Regions from separate parts of the Homo sapiens genome. Here region 1 is linked to region 2. Evidence: read pairs that join two places in POLR2A ChIA-PET (ENCODE). Cell type or tissue: B cell. All regions are shown on one strand. Each heading gives the region's core, and the rest is flanking DNA. Links, peaks and the distances in the headings are about the cores only.

What was found. Peaks named below come from ENCODE experiments on the same cell type or tissue, not always from the same donor. Only the 100,000 strongest peaks of a DNase experiment are listed, where the experiment ranks them.
Region 1: POLR2A ChIA-PET joins it to region 2 with 7 read pairs; 2 of 35 experiments call an interaction of 5 or more read pairs at or near these places.

The regions. Positions count from the first base shown.
Region 1 is chr4:152,861,371-152,864,300 of GRCh38, reverse strand. It overlaps ARFIP1 (ARF interacting protein 1), which reads right to left. Exons shown (of 9, transcript NM_001025595.3): 3 at 587-695. Among named protein-coding and RNA genes, the nearest start is that of FHDC1, 73 kb to the left of the region's middle. In B cell, for the core only: no CTCF peak of the experiment used is centred there; no DNase peak of the experiment used is centred there.
Region 2 is chr4:152,659,359-152,662,288 of GRCh38, reverse strand. All of the region lies in intron 1 of TMEM154 (transmembrane protein 154), which reads left to right. Among named protein-coding and RNA genes, the nearest start is that of TMEM154, 19 kb to the left of the region's middle. RefSeq lists an enhancer at 1,317-1,366. In B cell, for the core only: no CTCF peak of the experiment used is centred there; no DNase peak of the experiment used is centred there; H3K4me3 peaks cover 1,376 bases; H3K27ac peaks cover 2,500 bases.

The sequences.
Region 1 (2,930 bases), core at 261-2,760, 200 kb before region 2:
AGACATGTAAGAACAGCTTGGAAGAGTCAGAAACTGAGGCAAGATCAATCATAAGATACCACTATATCTCAGGTATTCAACAGCTACAGTTTAGGATAGAGAGGTGGTCAAAAGTATGGAGAGAAGGGAGGAAATTTAGGAATAATTAAGAGTAATTAAAATACAAACTTTTAATGAGTGTGGTCTTGGAGACCTCCTATATAACGTAAAAAGTTCATTTTTCTATTTGCTTTGAAATAAGAAATATGTATTTATAAAAATCAACATTGATTTATAAATTTCATGGTTACAAGTTAAAATAATCTACATCTACATTTCTGACATAATTTTTGTTTTTATTTCAGTATTTTATAACCTATTCTTAAATAATAACCAGTGATATCATGTACATTGATCTGTTTATATAAAGGAGACTACTCAAATAATTCTATTACTTAAATTGAAGAGAAAAAGGAATACATTTATAATCAATGTTTTATCACAGAATGAAAGGGCTCCATTCTTGTGCTTTATTAATAAAGGTAGCATTTGGTGAACTTCTCCCATCCTCTATCCCAGCCATCTTTACAAATATATGGGCTCTTACCTTGAAATGCTCCTGCTTCAATAACACCCTCTTTGGTATTGTCAAAGCCATGAGATGTAATTTGGGTTTCTGAGAGACCAAGTCCAGATGGTAATGAATGCTTCAAATCCTTAGCAAGATTTAAATAAAAGAAAAAACTTTGTAAAAAAATCCCACATGACGTAACAGTTCAGAATAATTGTATCCTTTTAATCAAATCTTAGATTATTTTTCTCTCTGCTATGCGGTATTCCCTTATGCTATCATGGCATTCTATAATGATGTATAATCAGCAGCAAATACAGCAAGATTTGTATTAAGTGGTATTGTGTACATCACATACAATACACTTTCATCATTCTGGAATTAAGCAGCAGGCAGATATTAAAATTCAATGTAAAAATTTTAATCTTACTGATACATCAGAAAAATTATTTTAATGAGCAAAATTAAGATCATTCAATTTCCATGTCTAATATGTAAAAGCTGACTGACACCTAATATAATCACAATGAGCCTGGCTAATGCACAGTATAAACAAATCATTCACTTGCCATGTTAATTTCCCTTCCATTTCAAGAGGGCTTCTCTGACTTCAATCAGGGTGAGGTAAGCAAAAATTACTTAGATTTACATTGCACAATGATAATAGTTAACCTAACTGCAAATTAGCCTATAACAGAACCTTATTATAATAAAAATAATATTCAACACTGGGTCTTAAGAGCTTAAAAAGTATAAAAAGTCAAGAAGCACAATGTTCTTTAAAAGGCACAATCCTAGTTAAGTATATTCTAAGTTTTTTTTCCCAGAACTTTGTAAATTAAATCTCAGGGCTTAAGTAATGATTAGGCAAAAAGGCCAAGTAAAACTGTAAAATCACCAAGAAGTAAAGCTGAGGCTACAGTCTGCTGGCTTCAAGTGATGCAACAATTATGAATAATGTAGACTTAAATCTGGCCTATCCACATGACTAGAACTTCAGAGAAATCAAACTGAAATGAAGGCATTAAATCTACAATAAAATCACTTTTCTATTTACCTTTATTAAATTTTCATGGGAATTTCAGGGCTATGACAAGTTAAAAGTAAACACAGCTAGTAAGCTAAATTTTTAGACTGATCGTAGTTTAAGATAGCAGATTTTAGATCATAAATATATATAACTACTGTTATATATTTTTTCTAAACCATTACACCTTTTCTTGATGTACTGGTACAAGTATAGAGCCTATAGCAGGGGTCCAGGATATTTCTCCAAAGATAGTTATCCTTTTTTTTTTTTTAAACCTAGGACAAAACATACACATCTTAATCAGGTGAAGGCAATATGCAATCAAAGAGGAAAGTATACAACAATTTATAATGTAGTTAAGAATTCAGAAGAGGAAATGATCAGTGTGCATTCAATAGAAGAAAAAGTCTTAATGGAAGAGATGGATTCTAAGCTGCATCAGTGACCAACATGGATGATATGGAACGCTGGAGGGATGGAATAGGGTTAGGAAGGGTTCATCTTCAACCTAGTAGAAAAACTTTCAGGGAAGAGGGTGGGTAGCACTGGGCAGTCATTATCATATTATTGGGATAGCATGGAGGCCAGCAACTAGGCTACCATGGCCAACGTCGCTAAAGGTCTATGTTGAGAGATAGCGGTAAATGAATTAGAAAATTTTGAGTAACGGGTTTACTTGATTTGGTTAAAGCATTGCTTAAAGAATATTAATTTGGTAGACATGTAAGAACAGCTTGGAAGAGTTAGAAACTGAGGCAAGATTAATCATAAGATACCACCGTATCTCAAGTATTCAACAGCTAAAGTTTAGGATGGAGAGGTGACCAAAAGAACAGACAGAAGGGATGAAATTTAGAATAATTAAGAGTAATTAAAATACAAACTTTTAATGAAAATTCAAGGTATAGCCATACATTAAATATAACAATGAAGTGGTATAGCTAAGATAATATATACTACTGAAATAAGAAGCCCTTTCAGAAGTTAATTTCCATAATCATGAACCAAAATGCAAAGGGATTATTAAATCACTAGCCAAGAAGATTTAATCTTAAACAATTATATCTACTCTGCTACTGAAGTAAAAATATTGTAGGACAAGTTAAGTGACATGTTGTATAATATAACTTGAAAACACCCTATTTTGGAATGTTTGCTGAAGAAGTTTCCATCTGGATTCTAATGTTCTAAATGTACTCCTTAAATGTACTTGATGTTTTTCTTGACCAATGTATAAGCAACCCTTAATTACCTTTTTTTCCTTAAGTTTTTCACTGTTTTCAATGAGGAACTTACTAACTTATACAACGTCATAGAAATACAGTAAGGATAACTTGGTTCATCATCTCT
Region 2 (2,930 bases), core at 317-2,816:
GAGTACTAGGGTTGTCTTAGAGAATTTTTCTGATCAGACCACCAAGAGTAGTTTGATGCTGTCCCCTCTTACCCTGCACCTAACACCCTCTCATGCTCTCCCCATTTTTAGATACACTGTAGAACTTGCTTGCCTGTGTGCAAACTGAAGGATGAGCAGAGAGGTTTATTGCAGTATTGTTGGAAACACAACAGAACCTAAATCTCTGTCAATAGGAAAAGATTATAATACATTCAAACAATGGGGAAAAAAGCTCTCTATACAGTCATGGAATGATCTTCAAGATAAAATTTTAAGTGAAAAAAGCAAGGGGCAGAAAGTATATAAATTGTGCTACCATTTGTGTCAAAAAGAGAAAACAGGAAACAATACTTATACTTGTATATGCATAGAGTTTCTCTCAAAGGAGCAGAAACGGTGGTTACTTCTGGGCAAGGAAACTGAGTAACTTGGGGAAAGGGTGGTAGCGAAACTTCCTTTCTGAACTGAGTACCATGTGCAGATTACCTATTCAAAAACTACTTAAAAACAAGGTAGAACACTTTGGAATCAACAGAGATGTGGAAATAGATGGGACCTTGGGGATCACTCCTTAGTTGTACAGATTAGAGCATTAAGTCATCAAGAGAAAAGTAATTTGTCCAAATTCTATAAGTACAAAGTGGCAGAGCTATGACCAGACCCTCATCTGTTATTTGTCACCTATGCTTGAGGAAATGCACCTTCAAAACTCAGTAGAAATTAACAATATAAATGACAGGATTGCACCCCAGGGCAAGGGCAAGACATTCAAGATTCAGTTTCTTCATCTGTAAAATGTGGGCAATAAAGTTGTGAAGATCGAATTAGATAGCACATGTGTATCCTAGCAGCTAGCACATACTAAGCATTCAATACATCCCAGTTACTGTAATTTATTATTTTGAAGCTATCATAGAGTTGGGGGGAGAGAGAGAGAGAGAGAGAGAGAGAGAGAGAGAGAGAGAGAGAGAGAGAGAGAGAGAAAGAGAACAATCCCTTGATTCTCATTTATTTAAATAGCCACTAGAGAATCTGAGAGAGCAAATGATGCTTAATGCAGAAAACATATGTGAGGGCATGTGGGAGGGGGACATTGCAGAGAGAACTTTCAGCCTCTTTAACTCCACCGTTCCACCAAGGGCCACCTGTGAACAGCGTTGTCTCACGCTGAAAAGTAAATGTACACAGGCCAGGACCATCTGGTATGCTTCTTTCCGTTTCTCTTTTATTCCCGATTGTCTAGATGTCCCCATTATTCTTGTTAGCTTGTTTCCTTTCCTATTTTCTCTTTTCCCGGGGCCACGGGTCAAATGGTGACTAAGATGCAAAGTGTTCTTCTAGGGACTTCATTCACCTTCCTCAGAGAGGTGCTGAAAAGACCCTGTCCTTCTGGGCAGCTTTTCTGGCAACGCATCTGAGCTGAGGAGCCTTAGCAAGAGCCCCAGTAAAGCCGAGGTTTCTGGGAACCCTTTCCTCTGTCCTGCCTTGTGCCAGAAAGCCACCTCCTAGTATAGGCGGAGGAATGGGAGCAGGAGGTTCCCTCTCATTCACCACTTTATGGCCAAACTTTATGATTTGCAAGCATTGCATTCCTCCCTGAGGGAGGGAAAACACTGTGTGGGGTTATAAGCTCTGGTTCTGCCATCGGCCCCCTGGTTTCAAATCGTCACTCCTCCATGTGAGCTCTGTGATCTTGGGCAAGTTGTGTAACCTCTTTGCCCTAATGTCTATCTGAAAAAATGGTGAGGACAAAATGAGATAATCGATAATCCGGGTACAAGGCAGAGCATAGAGATTGGTTCTTAGTAAATTCTCAAAAAAAGATGCTGAAATAGTAACAGCGGCTACAGTATTCATAGAAGTAACCAAAAGAAGTAAAGTGAGGGGGGGGCGGGGTCTGGATACTCAAGGAAGATTCACTGACCTCTAGGTAAAAGGATTATTACCATCAGCCGCACCAACCACCAACCCCATTCCCCACCCCACACCCAACCTCATCATACCCATATGTACCAGTCTTCACTGGCCAAGGTTACCAGTGAAAACGCTATTTGATCTGGCTGCAGTAGTTCTCCAAGCAGAATCATTTTAATGAGGAGGTTTTCTGGAAGACAAATGTCCTTTACTAGTCCAGGGTGATACATGATATATCAAAGGCTTTAACATATATGTGAATACATTATTGACTTACCCAATTTTAAAGACTTATACAGTAGTCCCCCCTTATCCACAGTTTCGTTTTTCGTGGTTTCAGTTACCCGTGGTTTCAGTTACCCATGGTCAACCGTGGCCACAAATAGTACAGTACAATAAGATATTTTGAGAGCCAGAGAGAGATCACATGCACATACTTTTATTATAGTATATTGTTGTAATTGTTCTATTTTATTACTAGTTATTCATTGCTTACTGTGCCTAATTATAAATTAAACTTTATCATAGGTATGTTTAGAAAAAACACAGTGTATGTGGGGTTCAGTACTACCGATAATTTCAGGCATCTTCTAGGGCCTTGAAACATGTTCCGCTTGGATAATGGGGGACTACTGTAAATGTAGGACAAAGCCACTTAACTCAGAAGGCAGAGATCAGTAAGTGGTGGATTTTTATTGACACATAATATTTTACATACTTATAGGGCACATGTGATATTTTTTGTTGCATGGATAGAATCTATAATGATTAAGTCAGTGTATTTGGGGTATCCATCACTTTAAGTATTTATCATTTCTATGTGCTGAGGACATTTCAAGTCCTGTCTTCTAGCTACTTTGAAATATAAAATATATTATTGTTAACTACAGTCGTCCTACTCTACTATTGGACATTATAATTTATACTGTCTAACTGTATGTTTCTACCCATTAACCAACCTCTCTTCTTCCCCTACTCTTACCCACACACCCTTC